2 separate regions of the Homo sapiens genome follow, and region 2 is linked to region 1. Evidence: read pairs that join two places in POLR2A ChIA-PET (ENCODE). Cell type or tissue: Caco-2. All regions are shown on one strand. Each heading gives the region's core, and the rest is flanking DNA. Links, peaks and the distances in the headings are about the cores only.

Region 1 (16,107 bases), core at 4,918-12,917:
ACCTGGGCGGATGTCAGACCAGAGAAGAGCACAGAATGTACCAGAGAGGTAAGAAGACCCATTTTGGGCTCTCACTTCTCACCCACTCCCAAGATGGTCACCTCCAGTCTTCCCCCCTATACCTTACCCTTTCTTCAGCTAGCCAAAACCTGCCCTGGTACTTGAGGCTTCTTCAGTTGCCTTCTTTTGCAGGCAGTAGAATAAAGGAAAGAGGGCAGTGTCAATAGAAGAAAAGTTACAGCCACTTTATCTAATTGAAGATACTGTGCAGAGCCTTTGAAAAAACAAAATATCTCACCCACCATTCCTCTCTCCGTTTCCACCCTAGCTTCCTATTTTAGCAAAAATGGTGGGATCAGCACCTCTGGAGGGAAGGGGTCACTCTTCCAGGTTAGGAATGTGGACAGGAGTTATGGAGCTTACTTCCCTAAAGGAGGAGGCATTCTAGTTCCGGCATTCAGATTCTGTCTGATTCCAATATGGTGTTTGTGTGGGGTGGTCAGAGAAAGGGCAAGTCGGCAACTGTATATTCCTCAGCAAGAGACTATAAGACATTTGCATTTGGAAAATCAGGAGAGATGCTGATATGGTTTGGCTCCGTGTCCCCACCCAAATCTCACCTTGAATTGTAATAATCCCCATGTGTCAAGGGTGAGACCAGGTGGAGATAATTGAATCATGGGGTTGGTTTTCCCCATGCTGTTCTCGTGTTAGTGAGTGGGTCTCACGAGATCTGATAGTTTTATAATTGCCTGGCATTTTCCCCTGCTGGCACACATTCTCCTGCGGCCCTCTGAAGAGGTGCCTTCCATCACGATTGTAAGTTTCCTGAGGCCTCCCCAGCCATGCAGAGCTTTGAGTCAATTAAAACTTCTTTCTTTATAAATTACCCAGTCTTGGATATTTCTTCATAGCAGTGTGGGAACAGACTAATACAGATGTGGTAGAGTTGGGTGCTGGGTGGCAATGCTAAGTGTATGCAGGTTCTAGGCACCAGATCAAATCTGGAATGCAAACTGTGGGACACAAACCACAAATGATGCCCAGCCTTTAATACTTTCTTTCATTGTTTGTCATATAGAAGAAGAAACAAAGAATAAAGAAAAGCATTTTTTTTGAGACGGAGTCTCGCTCTGTTCCCCAGGCTGGAGTGTAGTGGTACGATCTCGGCTCACTGCAACATCCACCTCCCAGGTTCAAGTTATTCTCCTGCCTCAGCTCCCAAGCAGCCAGGATTACAGGTGCATACCATCACACCTGGCTAATTTTTGTATTTTTAGTAAAGACAGGGTTTCACCCTGTTGGCCAGGCTGGTCTCAAAGTCCTGACCTCAAGTGATCCACCTGCTTCGGCCTCTCAAAGTGCTGGAATTACAGGCATGAGTCACAGTGCCCAGCCGCAAAGTATATTTTTGTAAAATTTCATCAAGATAAATCTGGCTAAACCAATAAACTAATAATAACAAAACTTGGGTTATTGTTGACTAAAGGAAGGTGGCACAAAATGGAAACATTTTTAAACATTCAAAAAAAAAAAAAGACTGGTCAGGCGCAGTGGCTTACACCTGTAATCCCAGCACTTTGGGAGGCCAAGGTGGGCGGATCATGAGGTCAGGAGATTGAGACCATCCTGGCTAACACGGTGAAACCCCATCTCTACTAAAAATACAAATCCTGGCTAACACGGTGAAACCCCGTCTCTACTAAAAATACAAAAAATTAGCCAGGCGTGGTGGCGGGTGCCTATAGTCCCAGCTACTCGGGAGTCTGAGGCAGGAGAATGGCGTGAACCCAGGAGGCAGAGCTTGTTTGCAGTGAGCCAAGATCGCGCCATTGCACTCCAGCCTGAGCGATAGAGCAAGACCCTGTCTCAAAAAAAAAAAAAAAAAACAAGGATAGTCTTTACACAGAAGTGGTATGCACAGGTGAATTGTCTGGGAAGTCAGGATGTTGCACAGAAGCTATGCAAGTCATAGATTAGAAAAGCAAGAATCCACATTCATGCTTTCCAGCATAGATGAGGAGATACTTTTTCTCCACCTTCTTAGATTCAGTGGCTGGGCAGAGAGTGCTGTGAATTCATCTGACAACAGGCAGATTAACACGAGAAAAGGAATATAAGTTTTTTATTTTTTATTTTTTTATTTTTTTGTTTTGAGACAGAGTGTCACTCTGTCTCCCAGGCTGGAGTGCAGTGGCTCACTGCAAGCTCCCACCTCCCGGGTTCACACCATTCTCCTGCCTCAGCCTCCCAAGTAGCTCAGACTACAGGCGCCCGCCACCATGTCCAGCTAATTTTTTTTATTTTTTAGCAGAGACAGGGTTTCACCTCCCAAAGTGCTGGGATTACAGGCATTAGCCACCGCGCCCAGCCAAGTTTTTTAATGTTTAATCTAATGTGCATGGAGGCATCATAGAAAGAACTGAATATCCAAAAGTGTGGTGAAATTTGAGACTTTAGATACCATCTTAATGATAGTGGCAGGAGGCAGACAAATCCTAGGGAGACAAGGGTGGGTCCCTGGTGAAACCCCACCTTCAAACCAAAGACAGTTTAAAGCATGAAAGCCAAGCTACAAGTCTCCAGTAAATCCATGGACCGGATTAAGAATCTCTCTTCCCCTTTAGCACACTTCCCTCTGATTGATCCACACACTTCACTTAGTGCACTTTCCTCTGATTGATCCCCACACTTCACCTATTTTACATATACCTGCCCTTCCCTAATTGTTTTTTTACACAGTTGTGCCCACCTTTGAGTGGTGCTTTTGTTTTAGCCTTTTTTGCATATGCACAAACCAATCAGCATGCACTCCCCCATTCTGAGCCTATAAAAGCCCCAGACCCTGCCACATTGGGAGAGAGACCACCCAACTTCTGGTGGGAAACCATCCTCGAATCCCCTCTCCACTGAGAACTGTTTTGTGGCTCAATAAAACTCCTCTCTGCCCTCCTCACTTTTTGATTTTCAGCATAACCTCATTCTTCTTGGATGCAGGACAACAACTCGGGATCCACCTAACACGGGTACAAAGAAGGCTGTAACACGGGAAGCAGCTGTTGGGCCAAACCAGCCCTGGAGCTGTAGGCCAGAGCAAGACCACAGGACTGACAGAGCTGTTAACACGCTGACATCTTTCGGGCTGCAGAGGGCGGGACTGAAAGAGCTATTAGCATGTTGTAACACCCACTCTGGGGCTTTGGGGTCACGGGCATCCCTGTTTGGGTGCCATCACATTCCCCTCATCTGGATGCCAGAGTCCACCATAGGAGTCACTTGCAACATGCCTGGTCCAGCCACAAGTCCCACACAGAGCCTGCTCCTGTGCTGGTGCTTGGAGCTACCAGTGGAACCCCACACTCACTAGCTCACACACCCCTCCTGCCAGGGGCTGAGTGCACAGTCATGGTGGCCACAGGATCTGCACCAGAGGACATGCCAGGCACAGCCCAGCAAACCGAGTAGATGGGGCATCTCCTGTGGTTAGCCTGGGCTCCAGCAAGGCCTAGGTAGGGCATCGCCAGCCAGAGGTCTCTGGCTGGCAAAGTTGCTGAGAAACATCCTATGTCATTAAGGAGATGGGGAGGGGCAGAGGGGCACTTATGGAAATATGAATGATTTTTTTTTTTGAGACAGAGTCTCTCTCTGTCGCCCAGGCTGGAATGCAGTGGCGTGATCTTGGCTCACTGCAAGCTCTGCCTCCGGGGTTCATGCCATTCTCCTGCCTCAGCCTCCCGAGTAGCTGGGACTACAGGTGCCCGCAACCACACCCAGCTAATTTTTTGTATTTTCAATAGAGACAGGGTTTCACTGTGTTAGCCAGGATGGTCTCGATCTCCTGAACTCGTGATCCATCCTCCTCAGCCTCCCAAGGTGCTGGCATTACTGGCATGAGCCACTGCACCAGCCACAAATGATATTTTAGAAGATAAATGGTCCTTTAGAAGAATAGATAAAAGATATGACAGTTTTTAGAGAATGTCTTTTTTTGGGTAGGGTGGGTGTAATCACCCAATGGTTTCATCTTGCCCATTGTCCACAAAGGCCAATGCACTGAGAACAGCAGCTTTTTTGCAGCAAAGAAAGACTTCAATAATTGCAGGGCTGGCCAAGTGGAAGGACAGGAATTCATTCCCAAATCCACCTCCCTGAGAATTCTTTTTTTTTTTTTTTTTTTTTTTTTTTGAGACGGAGTTTCACTCGTACTGCTGCCCAGGCTATATAGTGCAATGGCACCATCTTGGCTCACCACAACCTCCGCCTCCCAGGTTCAAGCGATTCTCCTGCCTCAGCCTCCCGAGTAGCTTGGATTACAGGCATGCACCGCCACGCCCAGCTAATTTTGTATTTTTAGTAAAGATGGAGTTTCTCCATGTTGGTCGGGCTGGTCTCAAACTCCCGACCTCAGGTGATCCTCCCGCCTCGGCCTCCCAAAGTGCTGGGATTACAGGCATGAGCCATGGCACCCGGCCAGGCTGAGAATTCTTAAGACAGGATTTTTTAAGGATAGTTTGGTAAGCATGGGGCTAGGGGATGGGTTGATGTGTTGGGTACTATGGGGAACGTGGAAGTGGAGAATAGTGTGGACTTTTGAAAGGATGTCTGCCTAGGAGTGGAGTTGGGCATGAGGGCAGGACTAAAAAAGAGTGAGTGAAGGAAAAGGTATGCAGGGAGCAGAAGAGTGGAGGGGTGGCTCGGGGTTTGGAGACTTGCCCGTCAATTCCCACAACAGAGACTTGGGAGGACTGGGTGGGTCCTGAAAAATTAGGTAAAGCAGAGTAGGTTGCCCGGTATTAAATAAGAAAAAATACTGGCCTACCTGCCACCATCAGGGTTACCCTTGTCTTAGATGAAGCAATGGTAGTTGCCGGGGCGTCCATTCCAGGGCCCCATCAGTCTTCAGTGGCAAGGCCAGTGAGATCCGAGTAGGAGGTTTTGGCCAGCTCAGGAAGGGATGGGAGTGGTCCTTGTGGGGGCCGCTCACAGTCCAACTTCCAGTGGGGTCCTCTGCAGAGGGGGCATGGCCTGATGGGCTTACCTGGGTTTGGGCATTGTCTAGACCAGTGGCCTTCATTGCCATACTTGAAACATGCGCCAGGTGGAGGTGGATTGCTAGGAGGCTTCTGTGTGGAGCTGCGGCCCTGTGGGCCTGCAGGGCCCCGGATGGCGGAGTCAAGCATTTGAAACTCTGCATGTTTTTGCCTTTTATTTTCCTCATCACGATTGTTAAAGACTTTGAAGGCTAAATTAAGAAGGTCTCGTTGTGGGTTTTGAGAGCCATCATCAAGCTTCTGTAGCTTACGCCGAATATCGGGGTGGATTGGGACATGAACTAAAGGTTTAAAATAGTGGTTCCTTCTGGGCTGGTTGGGTCTAGGTTGGTATATTTTCTCATGACTTCAGTTAAACAAGAGAGAAAAAGGGCTGTTTTTTCGTCAGGATCTTGGGGGATTTCTGAAAGTTTTTCATAGTTTATCGCTTTATGGGCACCCTTTTTGAGTCCTGCAAGGAGACACAATTGTGGTCTCAATGGTAGCGTCCAGAGGCCCTGTCTTGATAATCCCAGTGGGGGTCCTGGTTGGGGACTGCCTGTGCGCCAGTAGGCTGGGCAGGAGCTTGGTGATAAATTGATCAGCATGCCCCTGAGCTAGGGTCCAGATATGGTCCCGGTCTTCTGGGGTGAGGGTGGAAGAGAGGATAACGTAGAGGATATGCCAGATTAGTTCATAAGACTGGGTAAGGTACTGAAACTCCCTAATATAAGAGGTCAGGTCTTCTGGAAATGAACCCAGTCTTTTGTTAATTTGAGAGAAATCAGTGAGGGAGAAGGGAACATGAACTCTAACAATACCTTCAGTTCCTGCTACTTCCTGAAGAGGGCACTCTAGCACAGGCACTAAAGTAAGGGTGGGGCATGGCCAAACATGGCACCTGAACAAGTGTGGATGGGAGAGAAGGAAGAACCTGGAAGTGGTTCCTGCTGAGTGTTTGAAGGGGAAAGGGGGATTGAGTTAACAGGTAGTGGAGGATAGATAGGGGCGTAAGGTGGTGGGATGGGTTTACAAGCCTCAGGAGAAGGCAGTAGGGGAGGAGAATGGGTACAGGCAATACTAGAATTGTCCTGAGGAGGGGGCGGTGTAGGAAAAGAAGCAGATACTGCTGACTGGGAAGATGGTGGCTGGGAAGATGGCGGTTGAGAAGACAACGAGGAGGCTTGGGCTAAAGAAGACGATTGAGAGGAAGAGGTAGGGGTTGGGAGGGGTGGACAGCAGTCTGCTGGATCTAACGAGGAAAAAGAGGTAGGGTTGGGAGGAGAAAGACAATCAGGGTGGCAAGAATGGAGGAGAAGGATTTGAACAGGTGAGCAAGAATTGCAGAGGTCGGGTTGTGATCTGAGTGCAAAAAGGCCTGGACATAAGGAATTTCTCCCCATTTCTCTAGTCGTTGTCAATAATTGCTTAACTCAGTTAAAACTGTAAAGTCGAATGTTCCATTTGCGGGCCATTTGGACCCATTATCCAATTCGTATTGTGGCCAGACTGAATTGCAAAAAAAGACAAGGCGCTTAGGGTGGATATTTTGCCTGAGGCCTAAGGTTTGCAGGTTTTTTATGGGGCAGCCTAGAGGGCTGTTTTTTGGAAGGGAGGACCGGGAGTTTCCCATAACAGAGGGTAGGCTCAGGAGAACAGGGAAAAAGGAGACCGTCCTGGACGGCCAGAGGGAGACAAAAGGAGCAATCATCATCACCGCTGCCTTTTTCATTCCTGGAACGGGATCAAATGGATTAGAGGCGTCTCCCTAAGACCAGGTGATGGGATGATCAGCGAGTACCTGGCACACGCCGGAGCCTTGCTGGACCGACATTGGATTTTTGGACCGTAGACACCAAGAGAGGCCATGTGGCTTTTCCCTTGTTAACTGGGCTCCTAGGGAAACTTACCAATAGGCAAGGCCAGTGACCAATGTGCATGCACAGAGAGGCAACTGGAGGCTGAGGAGCTTCCTTTGTCCTGCTGCTGTGGCCTGTTCTCCAGGGTGGAGGGGTAGGTCCATGGGGGATGTGGACCAGAGCCCCTCCCCGGTTTCGGCACTAGATGTAAGGTTCTTGTGTTGGTTCAAACCCTGAGAGCACGCCAAAAGACAACACGAAGTGGTGTGGAGCAGCAACATGCTGTTTTAATGAGCACGTGAGTGCAGGTGGGCTGAGGCCTAAAATGGCATCAGCCCCAAGTGAGGACGGTACAGGGGGTTTATAGTCCTCTGTAAACAGGAAGTGTCCCAGTCTAACATGACTGCTATGTAGTACGCGACGGCCTCTTTCTCGATCTTCAGGGGTACGTGTCTTCTGGCCAGGGAATGTGTCTTCCGGCTGGCTCTCTTCCTGCTTCTGCTATCTTGCTGACACACGCTGCTGGTGCAAGTGGCGTTGTGCCTTGGGACTGGGCCTGAGAAGGGGGGAGTTACTCATCCCTTCAAGCTTTGGGTCCCCGGGGAGAATCTTTCAAGTATGAACCTGGCCTTGTGAAAGCAGAGCTCCAGTTACACAGTGTATCCCGAATCCATGAATGTTATGATGGTGCTAATTTGAACCACTAAGAGGCCTTGTGAGAGTCTCTTCTTTCCCAGAAAATGTGGGGAACACAGAGAGTGTCTTTCTGGATAGACATACCCAAGAAACTTCTGCTGAGGAAAGTGAAAGCAAAGATACAACTTATCCCAGAAAGGGGAGTGCATATGTAGATGGTGATAAGTAATATAGCCTGAAATATTCACATGGATATAATTAGAGTTAGGGTTATAGTTAAGGAGGAAGGGAAGGGAGACAGAAAGAAAGCAAGTAAGAAAGGAAGCAAGAAAAGATAAAACTGTGTCCAAGTTTCTTACTTGTATTAAACAGAGTGTTTTTCTAGATATTGTTAACCAAGATAAGGAATCCCTAAAGAGAGGCAGGCTTGATTTAGAGCTGTCTGAGGGCTTCCAAAAGAGCTGTTCAGTGAATAAGAAGGAATCCAACCATGGAGCATCAGAGTCTAAGTTGGATGTATAGGTTTGTGTGTCTTCAGTATTGTCTTGTATTTTAAGACAGAATTAGATGTGCCCATCAGAAATGAGTGTATGGCATGAAAAAGTTGCAGATGGTAGGCCGCAGTGAACTCCAATTGTTTGGAAGGCTTAACTTGAACCTTCCTAGGCTAGAGAATTTTAAATGACTGAGATGTTTCTAATGTGCCTAGAGCTTCTTTTCTAATGAGCCCAGGGAGGGCTAGAATCTCTATCAGAGTTAGTCTGGGATGTAAAGGGGATCAGGATGTGCCACCCCAATATATGCCACTTTAGCCTATGGATTATTTTGAGCAGTTAAAAAATTAGAAATAGCAGGCCTGGTGCAGTGGCTCATGCCTGTAATCTTAGCACTTTGGGAGACCGAGGCAGGTGGATCACCTGAAGTCAAGAGTTCGAGACCAGCCTGGCCAACATGGTGAAACCCCATCTCTACTAAAAAAAAAAAAAAAAAAAAAATACAAAAATTAGCCAGGCGTGGTGTGGCACGCCTGTAATACCAGCTACTCAGGAGGCTGAGGAAGGAGAATTGCTTGAAGCCAGGAGGTAGAGGTTGCAATGAGCCAAGATCGTACCACTGCACTCCAGCCTGCGTGATGGGAGCGAGACTCCATCTCAAAAAAAAAAGAGAAAAAAAGAAATTAGAAATAGCAGACATATGAGGATCTCTGACCTCCCTTTCCTGCTGAAAAGCAGGGCATACATTTTGCTTTTGTAAAAAAATTTGCATTTATAAAAGCTTCCACCTCTCCCCTACCTGGAAGAGAAGGAAACTCTTCTACTCTAATACTTGAAGGGGGCCTGCCTCTCCACACCTGTGGGTATTTCTTGCAAGGTGGAGACGAGACACTGAGAAAAGAAATAAGACACAGAGACAGTATAGAGGAAGAAAAGTGGGCCAAGGGGACTGGTGCTCAGCAAGTGAGGACCTGCACCAGCATTGGTCTCTGAGTTCCCTCAGTATTTATTGATCACTATCTCTACTATCTTGGCGAGGGGGATGTGGCAGGACTATAGGGTAATGGTGGCCAGAGGGTCAGCAGGAAAACATGTGAGCAAAGGACTCTGTGTCATAAATAAGTTTAAGGAAAGGTGCTGTGCCTGGATGTGCACATAGGCCAGATTTATGTTTGACTTTACACAGACATCTCAGTGCAGTAAAGAGCAGTATTGCCGCCAGCAGGTCTCACTTCCAGCCATAAGGCAGTTTTCTCCTATCTCAGTAAATAGAATATATGATCAGGTTTTACACTGAGACATTCCATTCCCAGGGACAAGCAGGAGACAGATGCCTTCCTCTTGTCTCAGCTGCAAAGAGGCCTTCCTCTTTCACTAATCCTCCTCAGCACGGACCCTTTATGGGTGTCGGGCTGGGGGATGGAGGTCTTTCCTTTCCTACAAGGCCATATCTCAGGCTATCTCAGTGGCGGGAAACCTTAGACAATACCCAGGCTTTCTTGGGCAGAGGTCCCTGTGGCCTTCCACAGTGCATTGTGTCCCTGGGTACTTGAGATTGGAGAATGGTGATGACTTTTACCAAGCATACTGCCTGCAAACATTTTTACCAAGGCACATCCTGCACAGCCCTAAATCCATTAAATCTTGAGTCAATATAGCACATGTTTCTGCGAGCACAGGGTTGGGGCTAGGGTTACAGATTAACAGCATCTCAAGGCAGAAGAATTTTTCTTAGTACAGATCAAAATGGAGTTTCTTATGTCTTCCTTTTTCTACATAGACACAGTAACAGTCTGATCTCTCTTTCTTTCCCCCACAATGCTTGTTTGAGGACATGTATTATCACCAGAGAGGACTTGAAACTGCATAACAAACCGTACTTGCCAGACATTTCCTAATCACCTTCTCACTGTTTACTCCCTCCCCCTATAATCGATAATCGCAAAGCTTCCTTTCCCTTTGACTATTCTATTCTCTTCACAATTTATCACCCCTTGTTAAATGGTATATAAGCCCCCAGCCCTAAACTCCTACTTGGGTTTTCACTTCTCTTTTGTGAAGCCTCATTATGTATGCAAAATAAAATTTTTCTACTGTTAATCTGTCGTTTATCAGTTTAAGTGACAGGCTGGGGCTGGGCGCCGTGGCTCACGCCTGTAATCCCAGCACTTTCGGGAGGCCGAGGTGGCCGGATCACGAGGTCAGGAGATCGAGACCATCCTGGCTAACACAGTGAAACCCCGTCTCTACTAAAAAATACAAAAAATTAGACGGGCGTGGGCCGGTCGCGGTGGCTCCCGGCTGTAATCCTAGCACTTTGGGAGGCCGAGGCGGGCGGATCACGAGGTCAGGAGATGGAGACCATCCTGGCTAACACGGTGAAACCCCGTCTCTACTAAAAATACAGAAAATTAGCCGGACGAGGTGGCGGGCCCTGTAGTCCCAGCTACTCGGGAGGCTGAGGCAAGAGAATGGCGTGAACCCCAGGGGGCGGAGCCTGCAGTGAGCCGAGATTGCGCCCCACTGCACTCCAGCCTGGGCAACAGCGAGACTACGTCTCAAAAAAAAAAAAAAAAAAAATTAGCCGGGTGTGGTGGCGGGCGCCTGTAGTCTCAGCTACTCGGCAGGCTGAGGCAGGAGAATGGCGTGAACCCCGGAGGCAGAGCTTGCAGTGAGCCAAGATTGTGCCACTGCACTCCAGCCTGGGCGACAGAGCAAGGCTCTGTCTCAAAAAAAAAAAAAAAAGTGACAGGCTCTACACACTGAATTTAAGAAGGTAGAGGTCGGGTTTTTTCATCATCTACAAAGGTACTCTGCTTCTAAAATGAGTTAGAACAATGGATTTGACCACAATCAGATGGACATTAAGGGTAAGAAAGAAAAGTGGCTCAAAGCAGCCTGAGGAATGTAAAGTATGCAAAATTTATCAGGCTCAGAGAGACTTGAGCAAGAGCCTTCAGTCATATCCCTCTCAGCCATACCCAGGAATAACTGTTTCAAGGCATTTTGACAGGGGCGGCGACTCAGCTCTTGCCTGTAATCCCAGCTACTCAGCAGGCTGAGATGGGAGGATCACATAAGCCCAGGAGTTTGAGACTGCAGCAGGCTATAATCAGGCTACTGCATTTCACCCTGGGCAACGGAGAGAAAACCCATCTCTAAAAAAGTTAAGATAAATAAAAAATAAATAAGCAAAAAATAAATTTGGAGCCGGGCGCGGTATCTCATGCCTGTAATCCCAGCACTTTGGGAGGCCGAGGTGGGTGGATCACCTGAGGTCAGGAGTTTGAGACCGGCCTAGCCAACATGGTGAAACACCATCTCTACTAAAAATACAAAAAATTAGCCAGGTGTGGTGGTGGGCGCCTGTAATCCTAGCTACTCGGGAGGCCGAGGCAGGAGAATCGCTTGAACCCAGGAGGTAGAGGTTGCAGTGAGCCAAGATCGCACCATTGCACTCCAGCCTGGGCAACAAGAGCGAAATTCCATCTCTAAATAAATAAATAAATTTTGGTGGTTTTTTTTTTCTTTCCTGTTGTTTCCAGACTAATAACCTAAAATGTTACCACAAGTTGGGCAATGTGAGTCTCACTCATTACCTTCTTTTTCCTGAAATTAGTGACATAAAGAAAAATGTATAGCCAACAATAGCTTATGTTATTTTAATAAACCAATGTAAAATTTTGTTTGTTTGTTTTGTTTTTGAGACAGAGTCTTGCTCTGTCACCCAGGCTGAAGTGCACCCAGGCTGAAGTTGGAGGCTATGGTGAGCTGCACCACTACACCACTATGGGAGGCCGAGGCGAGTGGATTGCCTGAGCTCAGGAGTTCGAGACCAGCCTGGGCAACGTTGTGAAACCCCGTCTCTACTAAAACACAAAAAATTAGCCAGGCCTGGCGGCATGTGCCTATAGTCCCAGCTACTCAGGAGGCTGAGGCAGGAGAATTGCTTGAACCCGGGAGCTGGAGGTTGCAGTGAGCCGAGATTGCGCCACTGCACTCCAGCCTCGGTGACAGAGTGAGACTCCGTCTCAAAAAAAAACAATATAAGGTGAAGGCCAAGCAGGGTGGCACATACCTGTTGTCTCACCTACTCAAAAGGCTGAGGCCAGAGGAGGATTGCTGGAAGTGAGTTCAAAGCCAGCCTAGAGAATATATTGAGACTCTGTCTCTAAATTTTATATATATATGGTGAATTCACCTTTACCATATCTTTTATGTATAAGCAATGGGATTGATTAGCAAGTAATGGGACTCTGAAATCAAAGGGGTAAATTTGGGTAGATCTTTATAAATATAATAACCTTGAACCCCACAAATCTCTCTAAGCGTCCTTTAAAAAATAGACTTTCTGTCTGAGTAGGTGAGTCCTTTTTTTTGTTTGAAGATACTAGAAAGCTCTTACTTGAGACAGCTCCTAAAAGAATGTCAATTCAACAGAAGTCTCATAGCCAGTATAACTAATTCTAACCCCCTAACTAGAGTCAGATACTAGGATACCCCTAAGGGACAACAATGAAATCTGAATTTGGGTGTCATTGCTTACATATCAAAACAGTTGCAAGAGACAGTTAATTTATATTTGCAGAAACCATATGAATTTGTATGAAAATGATTTTTTAAAGTGCTATATCAAGAAAACTAGAACATAATGCAGAACAAATAAAATTTACTTATATGGGTGCCAAGAATAGAAATTCTGGGTTCCGCATACATCAGCATCTAGAAGAATCTGCAGTAGGTATGGATGGTTGATTGAGGCCTTTATTCAATGGTAGTCTACAAAGAATAAGACAGAAGTAAGAACTTTCCTGTTAAAATGGAAAGATAGAGTAAACAAGTTTAGGAATATCTCATAAGCCACTGATTCCATTCTTAGGTCTATATCCAAGGGAAATTCTTGCACATGCACACAAGGAAACATGGAAGAGAATGTCCATATATGTACTGTTCACAGTAACAAAAATTTGCTGAGGAGGAAGGAACTAAAACTCCAACAATAGGAGAGCGGATAGAAAGGAACATATTATATTCACAGAACGGAATATTTTACAAAAATCAGAATAAACTACAACATTACTCAAAATCATGGCTGCATTATAGCAACATAATATTCAGAGAAAAAGTTTAAAAGACTACATAGAACTGTCAATTGAGGAAAATGACAAGATAAGTCTCAATCATTTTAGGAGGTTTATTTGCCAAAGTTAAGGACATGCCTGGGAGACAGGTCTATGCCTTTCTCTGATGATGATTTTGAGGGCTCCAAATTTAAAGGGGAAAGGGCAGGATATTGAGAAGCGCACAGTTTTCACATAAACCAAAGGGGCAGAGGAAAAATATGGGGAATCTGCATTTTACATAAGATAACAGACAAAATGGGGTAGAGGGAACAATCAGATATGCATTTGTGTCTGGCGAGCAGGGTGACTGCACATGTAAAGATAAGCTATCAATTTGCATTGCCATGGTGAAGTTTTAACAGCTCACCAGGAATTTCCCTGTGGGCAAAATATGGGAGAGGCATGTAGCTTTTCATCTTGTAGCCATCTTATTTAGGAATCAAAAGCGGGAGGCAGGTTTGTGTGACCCAGTTCCCAGCTTAACTTTTCCCTTTGGCTAAATGAGTTTGGGGTCCCAAAGTTTAATTTCCCTTCACAGAACACAGTTTTATTTTATAAAATTAACAAAAACACACAATATGTAGATACATATTGATAAAAATAAAACTATGTAAAAAGGTAAACAACAGAATATTCAATTTAGTAATAAAATAACCAACTGTGGATGGTTATCTTGAATTGAAGGGTTGGAAATAAGGGATACAGGAAAATCACACACAATAAACTAAATTGGAAGATGGGCCTAATGCTAACACCAAAAATGGACCTCTTGACGGCAGAATTGCATTTATCTATCCAGCCTCAGGAAGAGTTACACAACCTCAAGTTTCCTCAAGTGAGGCTGTGTGTCTATGAAATGTGGGGCATGGAGAAGCAAGCATAGCACAGTTTTCCAGGAGGCGCTGGCTTAATAAAAGAGGGTGGAATGTGAGGGGCCAAACTTTTCATGTGTAGATCCCCTCTCAAACTCTACAACCAGATAATTCATTAGTTTAGTGGTGAGAACTAAAAGATGAGACATGAAACTAAAGTTATTCAGGTATAATTGTACCTTATAGAAACTGGACAAGGGGGATGCCACTTTTCCCACTTATACAATCATTCAGTGTATTGAACTACCCTGTGAAAAGATAAGTACAATTGCATTAATAGATTAAGTAAACTACAACAAGGTATGGGGTCACACACCTGTAGTCCCAGCTACTCAGGAGGCTGAGACAGGAGGATTGGTTGAGCTCAGGAGTTAAAGGCTGTAATGAGTTATAATCATGCCACTGCACTCCAGTATGCGTGACAGAGTAATACTTCATCTCTTGAAAAATAAAGAGAGAAAAGAGAGAAAGAAATTATAGCTTCAAACTCTATGCTATTTTGAAGACATAAAGTAAAATGATAAAAAGAGTTGAAAATAAAGGAGTGGACAAAGATACATCTGAATCTAATCAATTTTTTGAACTTTTATTTTAGGTTCAGGGGTACATTGGGTATATTTTAGGTTCAGGTGGGTGGAGGGATGTCCTTTAGTTCTGTCCTTTGTCCAGTACCCATGAAGATAAGCTGTTAATTTACATTGTTAGGGTGAAATTCAACAGAACTATTTTAGGGTACAGATATCAAGGTCCACAAGAAATTTCCTTGTGAGCAAACTGAAGATGGTATATAGCCTTTTGTCTTTGTAGCTCTCTATTTAGAGGAAAAAATAAGAGGCCATTTTATGTGACTTGGGTCCAAGCTTGACTTTTCCCTTCAACTTAGGGAATTTGGGGTCCTAGTATTTTTATTTGCCCTTCCTAGCTGTTATATGTAAGTTGCTCTGGTGATTTTTCCTGAAGTTTATATTGCCTAACTTCAGTTGGCAGGGCTTTAAGAAAAAGCACAATTTTAATCTTTAGTGAGTCTAACCAAGAAAAATGGAAACATCAGTTCAGAGACTTGTAGAGACAAAAATATTTAGTATTTGGTCTAAATTGTAGCCAAATAACAAAAACTCAAAAACAATGGGCAGGGCTAGAGTCTAATAACAGGTGTACTATAGTGTTTTTTCTGAAATGCAATTTTTCTTTCTTTTTTTTTTTTTTGAGATGGAGTCTTGCTCTGTTGCCCAGGCTGGAGTGCAGTGGCACTATCTCGGCTCACTGCAAGCTCTGCCTCCTGGGTTCACACCATTCTCCTGCCTCAGCCTCCTGAGTAGCTGGGACTACAGGCGCCCACCACCACACCTGGCTAATTTTTTGTATTTTTAGTAGAGACGGGGTTTCACCATGTTAGCCAGGATGGTCTCGATCTCCTGACCTCATGATCCACCCGCCTCGGCTTCCCAAAGTGCTGGGATTACAGACTCGAGCCACCGTGCCCGGCCCCCGCAATTTTTCTTTCTTTAGTCTCTCATTTATACCAAAGACAAATCATAGTAAGACTAATTTACTTGTAAAATGTTTTAGTCTTACTATATTTGGCCTGATTCTTTGCATAAAGTATAGCAAGAATAGTGATTAGTGATGTAGGCATTTTTTAAGTTGGTGTTGCTAGAACTTTTTTTTTTTTTTTTTTTTTGAGATGGAGTCTCTCTCCGTTGCCCAGGCCGGAGTGCAATGGCGCGATCTCTGCTCACTGCAACCTCTGCCTCCCAGGTGCAAGCAATTCTCCTGCCTCAGCCTCCCAAGTAGCTGGGATTACAGGCGCTCACCACCGCACCTGGCTAATTTTTATATTTTTAGTAGAGACGGGGTTTTGCCATGTTGGCCAGGTTGGTTTCGAATTCCTGCCCTCAGGTGATCCGCCCACCTCGGCCTCCCAAAGTGCTGGGATTACAGGCATGAGCCACTGTGCTTGGCCACTAGAACTTTTTCATAAGGAATCTCAGGTTACACTTTTAAAAGCTTCTTAAAGCTGAGAAGCCAAGCCAAAGATTTGCCATCAGACTGTGCTTATAAAACCAGTGTATAAAACTGTGTAAAATATGTGT
Region 2 (16,107 bases), core at 3,306-11,305, 120 kb before region 1:
AGTCTCCTCCCCGTCCAGAGCTCTCAGGATCCTACAGAAGGGGCGGACAACTCTTCCCTTCCAAACTGGAAAGTCGGCCTAGGTTTCCGAGGATAATGAAAGGCACAGCGTTTTTTGACCTCGACTTCAGGCCTGACCCCCCACTCTCTCGGTCCCGTACCTCTTCTGCGGGATGTAACTCTGTGGGAACCGCTCCTTTATTCTGATGATTAACTGTCTGATATCCTTGATATTTGGGGATAGTAGATGAAAGAGAGCAGGAGAGAAAAATGGACGGCAAGACTCCAGCTCAGAAGGTGGGAATGATGGCAAAAGTCCGCTACCTCTCCAAGCCCAATAAACATCTCAAACTGCTCTACACTTTTCTGTACCCTTGATCTGTGAAATGGATCACTGACGTTTTCTGTCTTTCGGGAAATGCAAAGCAGGCGAATTTTCAAGCGCTTGAATTCCCTCTTTTTCCTACTTTTCAGTCAGAGTGGAGCTAAAAACTCCTTCCCCATAGGAAATATGGAACTGCCTCTGCCCGGAAGAAAAACGTCCCTTTTCCCTAAGCTTTCACATTTCCCGAAAAATCTACACATCCGCATGAAATCCTCACAAGAGACCTACAGACCCTACCGGGAGCGTTCCTGTCACTACAAAAAATTTAAAAATTAGCCGGATGCGGTCGCGGGTGCCTGTAGTCCCAGGTACCAGGGAGGCTGAGGTGGGAGGATCTCTTGAGCCCAGGAGGTCCAGGATGCAGTTAACGATGATCCTAAGACCACGAGGCAATTGGAGGATCCTCAAATACCAGGGAGAAACTAGCTAGCAGACATAGTATGGTGGGAGGGGAAGATCAAGGCAAATGCCTTGGGAGTGGGTGAGAATTGCGACTTCATATTGGATCTCCTGACCTGTGAAGGCCCTTTTCTAGGCTCCTCTGGACCTGTCCTCTGCCCAGGTTCAACCAGAAAAGGATGGAGTTTGTTGCATGGTATCATCAGGGTGAGGTTGGGAGATGATGCGGGAACGCTCATCCCTGGTCTTAGGAACGGGAGAACAAAGGAAAAATGGCATCATTTCCACCTAAAAAGTTACAAGCACTTCACCAGAAGGAACAGCCCAGGCGGAGCCTTTGTAAAAGAAAAGCCCCACCCACTGCTTCGCACTCCTCATTTCCACCCAGCAGAGCATTTTAGTGACAAAGCTGAGCGGGAGCCAGAGTTCACTCCTGTAATCCCAGCACTTTGGGAGGCCCAGGCGGGAGGATCACTTTAACCCACGCGTTCAGGACCATCCGAAGCACATAGCAAGACCGTGCCACTACAAAAAATTTAAAAAATTAGCGGGATGCAGTCGCGGGTGCCTGTAGTCCCAGCTACCAAGGAGGCTGACGTGGGAGGATCTCTTGAGCCCAGGAGGTCCAGGCTGCAGTGAACGATGATCCTTCACGGCACCACTGCACTCCAGCCTGGGTGACAGACTGAGACTTTGTCTCAAAAAATAAAATGAAATAAAAATACAGCCGAGATTAGGAACTCTTTAAGAAGGGGTCACCTGAGACATTATTAGTATACCATTAACAGGAGAAAATGCTGCAAATTAAAGTATCATAATGGTAGGAGGCTACCCATTTAAAAATATATACCTGTTTCAGAGACACTAAAGTGAGAAAAAATTTACTCTAGAATTGATTAAATTCAGATATCCACTGCTTTATTTTAAACCTTAAGTGCCATTTTAGTTTATTTACCTCTTAGAAATAGCATGGAGATTGGAGTTGTAATTTTTTAATATTTATTTATTTATTTATTTAGAGACAGAGTCTGGCTCTGTTGCCCAGGCTGGAGTGCAGTGGTGTGATCTCAGCTCACTGCAGCCTCTGCCTCCCGGGTTCAAGCTATTCTGAGGCCTCATATCTGGGAACCTGCCCCAATAGTCACATAGGTTCTTTTCTATTTTCCCTAAGCATCGGCCGGTTTGAGAAATAAAGGGACAGAGTACAAAAGAGAGAAATTCTAAAGCTGGGTGTCTAGGGGAGACCTCACATGTCAGTAGGTTCTGTGATGCCCCACAAGCTGTAAAACCAGCAAGTTTTTATTAGGGACTTTCGAAAGGGGAGGGAGTGTACGAATAGGGTGTGGGTCACAAAGATCACATACTTCACAAGGTAATAGAATATCACAAGGCAAATGGAGGCAGGGCGAGATCACAGGACCACAGGACCGGGGTGAAATTCAAATTGCTAATGAAGTTTTGGGCACCATTGTCATTGATAACATCTTATCAGGAGACAGGGTTTTGAGAGCAACTGGTCTGACCAAAATTTATTAGGCGGGAATTTCCCCTTCCTGATAAGCCTGGGAGCACTATGGGAGACTGGGGTTTATTTCATCCCTACAGTCTCGACCATAGAAGACGGCCACACCCAAGGGGGGCATCTATAGACCCACCCTCAGGTGCGTATTCTCTTTCCCAGGGATGTTCCTTGCTGAGAAAAAGAATTCAGCAATATTTCTTCCATTTGCTTTTGAAAGAAGAGAAATATGGCTCTGTTCCGCCTGGCTTTTTCCCAGCGGTCAGAGTTTAAGGTTATCTCTCTTGTTTCCTAAACATTGCTGTTATACTGTTCTTTTTTCAAGGTGCCCAGATTTCATACTGTTTAAACACACATGCTCTACAATTTGTGGAGTTAATGCAATTATCACAGGGTCCTGAGGCGACATACATTCTCCTCGGCTTACGAGATGACAGGATTAAGAGATTAAAGTAAAGACAGGCATAGGAAATCACAAGGGCATTGATTGGAGAAGAGATAAGTGTCCTTGAAATCTTCACAATTTATGTTTAGAGATTGCAGTAAAGATAGGCATAAGAAATTATAAAAGTATTAATTTGGGGAACTAATAAACGTCCATGAAATCTTCACAATCCACGTTCTTCTGCCATGGCTTCGGCCGGTCCCTCCTTTTGGGGTCCCTGACTTCCCGCTACAGCCTCAGCCTCCCAAGTAGCGGGGATTACAGGCACCAGCCACAATGCTCAGCAATTTTTTTGTATTTTTAGTAGAGAGGGGGTCTCGCCATTTTGTCCAGTCTGGTCTTGAACTCCTGACTTCTATATGATTGTATTTGTTTTTTCACAATGTAGTTCAATACATTGAAATGGTTGGGCAAGTGGCAAAATCATATTCCTCACTCCTCTGGTTTTTTATAAGGTTCAATTTATCATAAATACTTTCCACTTCTTGCCTCATCTTTTACTTCTCCTCACATATTGAGTGGTTCATGGCACAAAAATCATTATTTGTGACAGACACTGTGCCAACTGTATTTTGTGCTTTATCTGATTTCATTCTCAACTGAAAACTGCGGCAAGCACATGCTTTGTACTGGGCTTGCTTCTCATTTCCATTTTGTAGATACACACCCTCACTTAGGGAAGTATGAGTTTGTACAGCTCTGCCTGTGGCTGAATAGATAAATGTAATTTTACCATTCAGTGTTAAATCAACTTTTAGTGTAAATTTAAGGCCCATCTTCTAACATAGGGGTACGTGTGATTTTACTGTGTCCCTTCTCCCTAACACTCCAGTTCAAGATAGCAACCTAAATTCTGAGTTGATTATTCTGGACACACTCCCTCAAAATGCGACTGTAAGACACCAGAATACACCACCCCAGTATGCCAATATATCAATATACCTCTGGCGTATTGATTATTTCAGGCCAGGCATGGTGGCTCACACCTGTAATCCTAGTGCTTTGAGAGGCCAGGAGTTCATGAGCAGCCTGGGCATGTAGGGAGACCCATCTCTATAAAAATATTTTTAAAAGATTAGCTGGGCATGGTGGCATGTGCCTGTAGTCTTAGCTGCTGGGGAGGCTAAGGCAGGAGGATGGCTTGAGCCCAGGAGTTTGAAGTTGCAGTGAACTCTGATTGCACCACTGCATTCTAGCCTGGGTGACAGAGTAAGACGCTATCTCTTAAAAAACAAAACAAAACACTCACGCCTGTAATCCCAGCACATTGAGAGGCCAAGGTGGGCAGATCACTTGAGGTCAGGAGTTTGAGACCAGCCTGGCCAACATGGTGAAACCCCGTTTCTACTAAAAATACCAAAATGAGCCAGGCGTGGTGGCACGCAGCTGTAATCTCAGCTACTTGAGAGGCTGAGGTGGGAGAATTGTTTAAACCCAGGAGGCAGAGGTTGCAGTGAGCCAAGATCGCACCAAACCACTCCAGGCTGGGCAACAGAGCAAGACTCCATCTCAAACAAAACAAAACGAGATGAGAGAAAAACCTCAACCTGTACACCTCTTTATGACAGAACAACACAGAAAGAGAAAGACAAAGAAAAGACTACTCTAGGAGGAAATGGATGAAACAATATGATTCTTACCACAAAGTACCAGAAAGTACACCATAGTCAATACACCAGCACTGGTCACACAAATCCTTTTCTCCCATCAGTCAAAATTTTGGACAGGAAAAATGAACAGAGTGATATTTACTGTCTACTTGACCAAATTCCACAGAGAGGGGCCTGGAATCTGACTGGTAAGAAATTCTTATCCTTAGGCTGGCTGATTAGCTCCTGGTTTTCCTTAACTGTGGGCTTCCAAAAGAGCCAACCTTTGGGTTCCTGCTTACAACACCAAATTTCTAGGGGCCAAGGGAAATCTTTCTCTTAGCACTCTGAAAGTTTGTTGTAAAATCGACTTGCAAAAACAGAAGATTAACAGGAGAAAACACATACAAAATGTATAATTGCCCAAACCCCCAGTGAGGTGCAGGAGCTTATATATCATCTTGAGATTACAGAAAGAAGTGGATCATGGCAGAACTGGTTATAGGAGGGAGAGAAGATGAGGTCTGCTAGCAATGGTAGTCTTGTTATGTACATGAAACCTCACAGATAGCATCCCTCAGAGAACTGTTTCCTTAAGACCTTTAAAGGTGTCAGACTCTCATTAATCCTTCCTACATCTGGAAAAGAGAAGGCCTGTATATATCAATGCACGATGGCATTGCAGGGCTACTTCTTTTGCTGCCTCTGACAGCCATCTCAAAATATGTCAAAGAAATATATTTTGGGGTAAAACATTTTTCTTTCTTTCAAAGTGGAATATTAAGCGTACGTCTCTTATAGATACACTTTTAAATAAATAAGGGAATCCACTTTTTCTAATTTGTTAAGATATTTTTTGTTTTAATAATGAAGAGAGGTTAACTTTTAAAAAGGTTTTCTACATCTACTGATATTATCATGTGGTTTTATTTCTTTTTACTGTTAATGCGGTGAATAATATTGATTGATTTTCAAATGCGAGTTCCTGGAGTAAATCCCACTAGGTCATGATGTATTTTTAAAATATATATATTGCTGGATTCAGTATGCTAATGCATTATTCATAATTTTTAACATCTGTGATCATGAGAGACATTGGCTGACCAAAAATGGGAAATTGACAAGAGTAATAAACAAAATGGGCTTACAAATATTCATACTTGCTTGATACTTAAAAAGGCCTTTTAATGTATTTTTCTGCCCCACTCAAGCAGACTTTTTAATTTCTGGCAAGAGGTCTCATTCAGGCTGTTCAAAGGTCAATATTAATCTGAATCATTCCACATTTGTAGGCATCCTCATTATCTTTTCAATACAGATTGAATTATTGGGGATTCAGACAGCAGAGGAAAAAAGTCAAAGCATATAAGGTAAGCAGAGCAGCATATTTTATTGGTCTGGCTTCCCTAGGAAGCATTAGCTAAAGTGAAAACTTATGTGAGACTTTTTAATTCAAAAGTAGTTTTTTTTTTTAAGAAAGTGGAATTTAAGAGAGGGAAGTGGAACAGGAAGGGGTAAGGGGCAATTCAATGCTGTGCTACCTCATTGGCCCATGTGGGGTATCATGCAGGGCCACAGGCAAATTAACCATGCAGGTAAGGAAGCTTAGCTTTTAGGAGTCCTTCGAACAGGTCTGTAATTTTGTACTGTAAATTTTTATTCTTTTTTTTTTTTTTGAGTTGGAGTCTCACTCTGTCGCCCAGGCTGGAGTGCAGTGGCATGATCTCGGCTCACTGCAACCTCCACCTCCCAGATTCAAGTGATTCTTGTGCCTCAGCCTCCCAGTAGCTGGGATTACAGATGCCTACCACCATGCCCGGCTAATTTTTGTATTTTTAGTAGAGACAGAGTTTTGCCACATTGGTCAGGCTGGTTTTGAACTCCTGACCTCAGGAGATCCACCTGCCTTGGCCTCCCAAAGTGCTGGGATTACTGGCGTGAGCCACGGCACCCGACCATCTTTTTTAAAAAGAGAATCCTCTACTACTTGTGTGAACATTAGGTTCTACGAACTGAACCCACCCTGAACATAACTGTTTGCTTGATCACATGGAACCATCTTCTGGGAAGCCCTGACTATGACTGCTTCTAAGAATAATCCATTTAGAAGGAAAGAAAGGAGAAGAATATATCCACTGTGGGAGAAATAAAACAATCCTGACCACGAAAAGGCCCCTGACTACCCAGTGGAGAGAGAGAACACTAATTGAGTTAGCCTTAACAGATTTACATGCATGTAAGGTAGCATGACAACAACTATAAAGCTGGGCCATATCTCATGTGTTTTGAGCAGAGCCTCAGGAATTATGAGAACTTCTTTTACTGCTTCAAAAGAAAAGAAGGCACACTTTGTGACAGTTTCCTGTATACTGAGAGACCCTCAGCTCATCCTGTGGGTGCTTTTTAAAAACATCTGGATGTTATTTTCCTATGGTCTTGGGTAAATTCTGGAGACTGGGCTTAATCCCTAGAGATATTATATTTCTACTGGTAGAACAAGGATTTAGAGTTACCATGTTGAATGTAATATCACTGTTTTATTTTCTTCATGGTTTTTAGGAACAGAAACACACTCAGACATGAAAAATTGTCCTGGTTTAAAAGGGTTCCTTTCCTTACAGGTGAGTAAGAATTGTCACTTCCTGACAGGACCAGGAACATCAGGATATTTGGAGAATCTTAACAAAAGGAGAATTCATCCAAATCTCTAGGTATTGCAGGCAAAGTATGATAGCAAGATCCTGGTTTGGTTTCCTAGCATCTGGACGCTTTTAAAAGTCTAATTTGAGATTCCTTATGAAAATGTCCAGGTAAGTCAACTTAAAGAGAGCCTACACTGCAGCATAAGTTCCTAGTTATCATTGCTAAAGTAAAGTTATCATTGCTGAGAGTACCATATCATCCTCTGGAGAAACTGAACCTCTATAGAGTTAGTTCTACTTATAGTGCAAAACAGTGCTTCAAGTTAGAGTCAGCATATTTACTGATTCTATGCAGTAACCAGTGTTATCTATGTTTCTCCAGACTTGTCAAATTATACCTTTTTCTTTAATCAGGGTGGGCTCATAGTTGTCACAATTTGTGTACTAGGGGTGAGAGAAACTGTGGTTCTTCTCTCTAAAGAGCTCGAATTTTGTCTGACCTCGTTTTCTTTTTTTTTCTTTTTTTTTTTTTTTCAGTGTTTCTTTGTTGCCCAGGCTGGAGTGCAATGGCATGACCTCAGCTCACTGCAACCTCCACCTCCCCAGTTCAAGAGATTCTCCTGCCTCAGCCTCCTGAGTAGCTGGGATTACAGGCATGTACCACCGTGCCTGGCTAATTTTGTATTTTTTAGTAGACACACGGTTTCTCCATGTTGGTCAGGCTGGTCTCGAACTCCTGACCTCAGGTGATCCACCCGCCTCAGCCCCCCAAAGTGCTGGGATTACAGGTGTTAGCCGTGGCGCCCAGCCCTGTCTGACCTACTTTTCAAAACCAAAAAGATGAGCAATAAGAGGGCAGTTAATTAGCAAGACCTCCTTCCCTAAGATCTTATTCTAAGGTTGGGAGATAGGACAACAGACAGGAAGAAAGACGTCAGAAATATACATTTAAGAGAAAAATGTTCTTTTGGCAGGCCTAAGACATTTTCTATTAGAGTGTGTTAAGGGTCTCTACTAGCATCTTCAGATTGTTCTGTCATCACCACCAGTGTTTTCTGAAACCCTCCTCCTTTTCCCACCCCCTCCCTCCCACTCCAGAAAAACCACACACAAGGTTAAGCCTCCTATCCAGTGTCTCCTGGAAGTCTAAGGAAGTCACAGGTGCCTCTGTGGTCTGGGGATCCCAGTCTTGGAATGGGAGTGAGTTCTGGGACAAAGGTGAAATCAGACATGGTAAATCAGATACCTAGCCTGTTGTAGGCTGGTGGTTTAAATGTTAGGATTCTGGCGTGATCCTGCTGTGGTTCAAATTTCTCACCTCTTTGACTTTCAGAAGTTAGTTTAATCCTTGTGTTTCATTCCCATTGTTAGTAAAACCAGATATAATTGCGGTACTCATTATATCAGTGAGGTTAATGGGTATCCTTCCTTAAGCATAGTCTAGCACCATTTAAAATAATAAATATTAACTAGGATTTTATTCTAATTACTCCTTTCCAGCAATTCTGGGGGCTAAGTTTTCCCCAGTGTTAGTTCTGTAGTGCGTGAAAGCTCAGACTTTCTTCTCTGGAAGCTACTTTCTAAACTCCTTTCACCCCACCTCTTTATTAACTAAGATATCCACCTCACCCTTTCCATCTTTTCCTGTCACCAACATTCTCTGTGCCTCCCTCACTGTTCTGAGGCTGTATCATATCCAGAAAATAATCATCAGTCATTTCATAGTAAATTGTAAGAGCATTGCTAGTGTTCACATGTTTAATCACGGGATGATACTTCTGCCATTTCATCCTCAATTCTGATACCTCCAGTTCGTGTTTGCTTATGAAACAGGGACCACTTGAGGGACTGATGAGTTTGTTGCATGTTGTAGGCACTGATGTGCTTTTATTTAACTACACTGGTTTTCTGGTTTTATCATTTTTCTCATAGTTGTCACCAACTTGTGGTCTCATAATTGTTACCAACTTGTGAAGTAGGGGTGAGAGAAACTGTGGTACTTCTCTCTAAATAGCTTGAATTTCGTCTGACCTAGTTTTCAAAAGCAAAAAAAAATGAACAGTAACAGTGCAGTTAATTAGTAAGACCTCCTTACCTAAGATCTCATTCTAAGGTCTGAGAGATAGGACAACAGACAGGAAGAGGGTTGTCAGAAAAATACATTTAAGACAGAAATGTTCGGCCAGGCACCGTGGCTCATGCCTGTAATCCCAGCACTTTGGAAGGCCAAGGCGGGTGGATCACGAGGTCAAGAGATCAAGACCATATACAAATACAAAATTAGCTTGGCGTGGTGGTGCACACCTGTAATCCCAGCTACTCTGGAGGCTAAGGCAGGAGAATCACTTGAACCAGGGAGGCGGAGGTTGCAGTGAGCCAAGATGGTGCCACTGCACTCCAGCCTGGTGACAGAGCAAGACTCCGTCTTGAGAGAGAGAGAGAGAGAGAGAGAAATGTTTTTTGGCAGGCGTTAAGACCCTAATGGAACACATGTTTAAAAAAAATGGTGGGGGGGGGAAGAGAAAAATCATTAAAGATGAAAAATTGCCAGAAATTCCCCTGTGTACTTTTCCCCTTGCCTCTTACTTTCTGGTTTCTGAAACAATAACTGATCAATGGGGTGTGGTGAGGGAGTAGAGAAAGAATGAATAGCCCTGAATGCACTGATAATAGACTGCTTGCCAATAACCACTGATAGAGTTTGAATACAATTCTACAATGGGAAAAAATGTTTTTAAACATATGTCTGATGAAGGATTGCTATCCAGAATAAATTAACACTTTCTAAAACTCATCATTAAAAAACAAACAACCCATTTCAAAAATGGGCAGAGGACTTAAATAGACATTTCTCCAAAGAAGACATACAAATGGCCAATAAGCACATGAAAAAAATATGTCCAGCATCACTAATTCTTAGGGAAATGCAAATCAAAACTACAGTGAGATACAGGTACCACTGCACATCCACTAGGATGGCTACTATCAAAAAAAAAAAAGATAATAAGAGTTGGCAAGGATATAAGGAGTTTGGAACCCCTATGTATGCACTGTTGTAAGCATGTAAATTGGTACAGCCAATGTAGAAAACAGAAAGTTCCTCAACAAATTAAAAATAGAATTACCATATGACCCAGCAATTTCACTTCTGGACATATACTCAAAATAATTAAAAGCAGAGTCTCAGGAAGATATTTGTACACCCAAGTTCATAGCAGCATTACGCATAATAGCAAAGATGAGGAAGCAACTCAAGTGTCCATTCACACATGAAAGGATAAGCAAGACATGGTACATATAGACAGTCAGCCTTTAAAAAGAAGGAAATGCTAATATGCTACATCACAGATGAACCTAAGGGACATTATACTAAATGAAATAAGCCAGGCACAAGAAGACAAATACTGTATGATTCCACTTACATGGGGTACTTAGGGTAGTCAACATCATAGACACAATGCAGAAAGGTGGTTGCCTGGCATGGGGGAGAGGAAAGTAGGGAGTTATTCTTTAAAGGATACAGAGTTTCACTTTTAGAAGACACAAAGAGTTGTGGAGATGGATGATGACAATGGTTGCAAAGCATTATGAACTGTACACTTAATGGTTAAGATGGTAAATTTTGTGTGTATTTTACAGAGAGAGAGAGAGAGAACTGGGCACCCGCTCTTGCATTCTCTTCACTAAAATCCCAAATGTTCATTTACAGATAGTCACCCATAAGCGTTTTTCTCCCAGCAGAACAGAATTCCAGTCTCTGCTCAGGAGTAGCAATCTGACTTGGGGAAATGATAAACTTTCTATAAACCAGGGTCCCCCAGAACAGCTTTCTCTTCATAGGCCCAGTACTAATTTTTCTTTTCATCCCCTGAGACAAACTATTTGTCTCTGGATAGCTTTCACATGAGATGATAGAACTTGATGTTAATGTCATTAATTCTGTTTTCATATGCAATCTGCTTCTAGGATTAATGTCACCAGCCAGGTTCCTAACCTATGTGGAACACCCAGGGCCAGAAGAGTCTAAAATTGCAAAAGCTCGTGGCTCCTGAGTCCAAGAGTTCCTGGTTTTCCTGGACACAAGCGATAGCGCAGCACTTTCTTCCCCATGTGCCAGAGGCCTAGGGTTCTGCAGAAGAGGCCCCAAGGCCCCAGACGCTGCAAGCCCTAAGCTCAGTATATTCTAGGCCCTGTCCTCTCACTTTCTATTTCTTGTGTGGCCCCCAAACTTGTGCCAGCTATCCTGGAACAGCCAAGAATTCAACTGTGACCTGCTTCCTCCCTCAACCTCTTCTCCCCAACCTCCCCACCACACTTCTTCTTTGGGAAGATTTGTAAAAATTAAGGTTATTATATCCATGTAACTTTCTGTATTTCTTTTAAACTCCTTGTGCTACTAAGTCACACAGGTTTGACTCCTGGATCTAAAAAAGTCACCAACTCTGGCTAAATCTTAAACATTGACAGCAATTGAAGCCTCATCTTCAGACCTAGGAGAAGATGAAAATCAGAATAAGCTGCAGTCATAAGACATGGGTCCAGAAATTAAAACTATTCAACCCCTCTAGTCCCAGGGACTATTGCAGAAGAAGTGGGTGTGTGAGCTTGTAAGGATCCATTTTAAGAGATAAAATTAATTCAGAGTTTCTCTATAAATTAAACAGTTGCATTTGTTGTTGTTTTGAGACAGTCCAGCTATGTCATCTGGGCTGGAGTGCAGTGGCATTATCCTGGCTCACTGCAACCTCTGCCTGGCAAGATTCCTGGCACCTCAGCCTCCCAAGTAGCAGGGACTACAGGGGTGCACCACCATGCCTGGCTAATTTTTGTATTTTTATAGAGACAAGGTTTCACCATGTTGCCCAAGCTGGTCTCAAACTCCTGAACTCAAGATATCCGCCTGCCTAGGCCTTCCAAAGTGCTGATTTTACAGCTATGAGCCACCGTGGCCAGCCTATAAATTAAACATTAATGTCAAAGGAACACTGATGCAAGACAAGCATGTGGGTCCCTGTGTCAGATTAACAATGTTTTCTTGGAGCATTAACACATTCCTTACTTAAAAATTATGAAAGGTTATGAGAAGGTTTACAAAAATTATATCTTACACTCAAGATTATTAAAATTTAATAGATTTGTCTGTAAATTTAATTGACTTCATCCTGTCTTTATTAGGTTTTATTGTTTGGGAAAGTAAGTCTCAAAGAGTAAAAGTTTTTGCCTTTTTGTTTTTAAAATATTTGAGTTACCACTTTGACTAAATGAATGACTTATTTTACAATGACCTGTGATGCTATTTTGTGATATTGTGTTTTCAACCTTTGATGTTTGACAAACTTTCCAAAATCTAAATCTAAATTCAGGGCTTTGGTCTCACTAATTTTTTTGACATTACATCCCCTGAAATCCAAAGAGACATATTTGGCTTACTTGGTATAATAAAATCTTCGTTATCAAATATGAAATGATGTGTAAACTTTTTTGGCTTGTATTTATATAAATGTGTTATTAGTATGTGTTCCAAAATTGTATGAGATTCTTGTGATTCTGATATGTCTTAGAATATGTTATCAGAACTAATTATGATTATTATATTAAATTGTTATGTGCCGTAGATACAACCAAATTTCCTTGTCAATTGTGTCTTTAACCATGGCTGTTCTAATTCTTTTGTCATCCACAATCATTGTTTTACTTTGATCCTTTCTTAAGGTGGTTTATAATCAGTTATAGAGCTCTGAGGACTACTCTTTCTTTTTCTTTCACTTTTATTTTTAATGAGATGGGTTCTCGGTCTGTCACCCGGTCTGCAGTGGGGTGGCATCACTGTTCACTTCAGCCTCAGTCTCCTAGGCTCAAACAATCCTCCCACCTCAGCCTCCCAAGTAGCTGAGACTACAGGTGCACACCACACACCCAGCTAATTTTTAAAATTTTTGCAGAGATGGAATCTCCCTATGTTACCCAGGCTGGTTTCAAACTCCTGAGTTCAAGCAATCCTGCCACCTCAGCCTCTCAAAGTGCTGGGATTACAGGCATGAGCCACCACACCCGGCCTTTTAATACATTGTCTCTTCATTAACAGATAGTAAGTGTCTATATTGTGCTACAAAGTGATCAAAGTTCCAGACATAAGTGATCAACAAGCAGAAATGGACTTGGCCATAAAGTGTTTGACACAATCAGGGGCTGAAAAAAAATAAAGCAGGAAGCATGACAACAAATAAATAAGACAGTGTTTATGTGATAAATGCTATCAAGAAACCTAACGCAAGTTAGATGGAAAGGTAACTAGGAGGATGCTATATTAGCTAGTGTAGTAAAAACAGAATTATCAGAGATACTTCCACTTTGATAGGAATAATGCAACGAACAAAGCAAAGAAAAAAAAAATCCGGGCCAGGTGCAGTGCTCACCTATAATCCTAGCACTTTGGGAGGCCAAGGTGGGCAGATCATTGAGGCCAGGAGTTTGACACCAGCCTGGCAAACATGATGAAAATTCATCTCTACTAAAAATACAAATAAATCAGCTGGGCATGGTGGCCCGCACCTATAATCCCAGCTACTCAATGGCTGAGGTGGGAGAATCATTTGAATATGGGAAGTGGAGGTTGCAGAGAGTCAAGATCACACCACTGCACTCCAGCCTGGGCAAGAGAGCAAGACCCTGTCTCAAAAAAAAAAAAAAAAAAAAAAAAATCTGAAGGTGGAGTTACCATCATGAGAGAATATAAATTACAAAGATTCTAAGACTAGAACAACTTTAGTATGGGCTGGGCATAGTGGCTCACACCAGTTATCCCAGCACTTTGGGAAGCTAAGGCAGGAGGATCACTTGAGGCTAGAATCCCAAAACCAGCCCAAGAAACATGGTGAAACCCCATCTCTACACACGCAAAAAAAGTTTTTAATTACCTGGATGTGGTGGTGTCCACCTGTAATGCCAGCCACTCAGGACGCTGAGGCAAAAGGATTGCTTGAGCCCAGGAGTTGGAGGCTGAAGTGAGCTATTATGGTACCACTGCATTGTAGCCTGAGCTACAGAGTGAGAGGCCCAGTCTCTAAAATTAAAAAAAAAAAAAAAAAAAAAAAAAAGTTGGCCAGGCGCAGTGGCTCACACCTGTAATCCCAGCACTTTGGGAGGCCAAGGCGGGCAGATCACAAGGTCAGGAGTTTGAGACCAGCCTGGCCAACATGGTGAAACCCGGTCTCTACTAAAGATACAAAAAATTAGCCAGGCATGGTGGCAGTCACCTGTAATCCCAGCTACTTAGGAAGCTGAGGCAGGAGAATCGCTTGAAACCTGAAGGCAGAGGTTGCAGTGAGCCGAGATAGCTATTGCAGTCCAGCCTGGGTGACAAGGCAAGACTCCATTAAAAAAAAAAAAAAAAAAAAAAAAAAGTTTATTACCATCAGAGTGAACAGGCAACCTACAGAATGGGAGAAAATTTTTGCAATCTACTCATCTGACAAAGGGCTAATATCCAGAATCTACAATGAACTCCAACGAATTTACAAGAAAAAAAAACCCCATCAAAAAGTGGGCAAAGGATATGAACAGACACTTCTCAAAAGAAGACGTTTATGCAGACAAAAGACACATGAAAAAATGCTCATCATCACTGGCCACCAGACAAATGCAAATCAAAACCACAATGAGATACCATCTCACACCAGTTAGAATGGCGATCATTAAAAAGTCAGGAAACAACAGGTGCTGGAGAGGATGTGGAGAAATAGGAACACTTTTACACTGTTGGTGGGACTGTAAACTGGTTCAACCATTGTGGAAGATGGTGTGGCAATTCCTCAAGGATCTAGAACTAGAAATACCATTTGACCCAGCAATCCCATTACTGGGTATGTACCCAAAGGATGATAAATTATGCTGCTATAAAGACACATGCACACGTATGTTCATTGCAGCACTATTCACAATAGCAAAGACTTGGAACCAACCCAAATGTCCAACAATGATAGACTGGATTAAGAAAATGTGGCACATATACACCATGGAATATTATGCAGCCATAAAAAATGATGAGTTCATGTCCTTTGTAGGGACATGGATGAAGCTGGAAACCATCATTCTCAGCAAACTATCACAAGGACAAAAAACCAAACACCGCATGTTCTCACTCATAGGTGGGAAATGGACAATGAGAACACATGGACACAGGAAGGGGAACATCACACACGGGGGCCTGTTGTGGGGTGGGAGGAAGGGGGAGGGATAGCATTAGGAAATACACCTAATGTTAAATGACGAGTTAATGGGTACAGCACACCAACATGGCATATGTATACATATGTAACTAACTGCACGTTGTGCACATGTACCCTAAAACTTAAAGCGTAATAAAAAATAATAATAATGATAATTTTTTAAAAAGTTTATTACAGCCATGGACAGAGAGAAAGCAAATAACGGCTATCAGTGACCTCAGTGGGAGGTATCTAGACTAAAAAATCTTGTAGTCTTCTGACAAGATGGCCTACTGGCTTCTAGGCAAACATGATACGTAATTAGATAAAGATGGAAGTTTTGATTTAGTTTTCATTGAATTGTTTAATTACAGTGTTTACTAATTTCTGACAGCAACTTCTTTTAGGGAACCAGTTTGTAATGTGGCTCAGAAAATCATTCCCTGACATTCAGCCTAAAATCTGTGTCTACACCTTTCTATCAGATTTTAAGTGACTTTTATCCCATAATAAATCTTTTTATGCTTATACTATTTGAGAGTGTTTTGTTTCTTTTCCTACACACCATATAAAAATGCAACAGTAACATCACATTTAATATGGTGAGTCTTAATCCGTAGTTGAGCCATTGGAATTTAGATTAGTCCTTCTAAAGGTAAAGCTGAATCTCAAGTTTTTACAATGTAGCAATTTATCCAAGGTTATGCGACAAATAATATGTAGACATTTCTTGAAAGTACCCCTACAATGAGCTGAGGGTCTTTCAGCAGATAGCAAGATGCTATTGTAAGGTGTTCTCTATTTGAAGAAAGAAAGGAATTCATCCTGCTTCCCCCTGCTCTGCTGAAAATGTATGAGATGACTTTGTAGTTCTCAGGCTACCTTACATGCATGTTAAATGCAAACTCAATACTAGTATTCC

Evidence for each region. ChIA-PET counts read pairs that join two places held together with the same protein. Peaks named below come from ENCODE experiments on the same cell type or tissue, not always from the same donor. Only the 100,000 strongest peaks of a DNase experiment are listed, where the experiment ranks them.
Region 2: POLR2A ChIA-PET joins it to region 1 with 5 read pairs; 17 of 35 experiments call an interaction of 5 or more read pairs at or near these places.

Annotation. Positions count from the first base shown.
Region 1 is chr5:43,068,170-43,084,276 of GRCh38, forward strand. It overlaps LOC100506639 (a long non-coding RNA gene), which reads left to right. Exons shown (of 3, transcript NR_102752.1): 2 at 1-48. Among named protein-coding and RNA genes, the nearest start is that of ANXA2R-OT1, 8.8 kb to the left of the region's middle. RefSeq lists enhancers at 5,644-6,145, 5,718-6,012, 6,146-6,645, 9,939-10,492. In Caco-2, for the core only: a CTCF peak has its summit at 5,867 (motif pointing right); DNase peaks (open chromatin) are centred at 5,912, 9,492, 9,592 and 11,042.
Region 2 is chr5:42,953,367-42,969,473 of GRCh38, forward strand. It overlaps LOC105374745 (a long non-coding RNA gene), which reads left to right. Exons shown (of 3, transcript XR_925964.3): 1 at 1-5,706; 2 at 6,958-7,146; 3 at 10,945-12,604. Among named protein-coding and RNA genes, the nearest start is that of FLJ32255, 32 kb to the right of the region's middle. In Caco-2, for the core only: no CTCF peak of the experiment used is centred there; no DNase peak of the experiment used is centred there.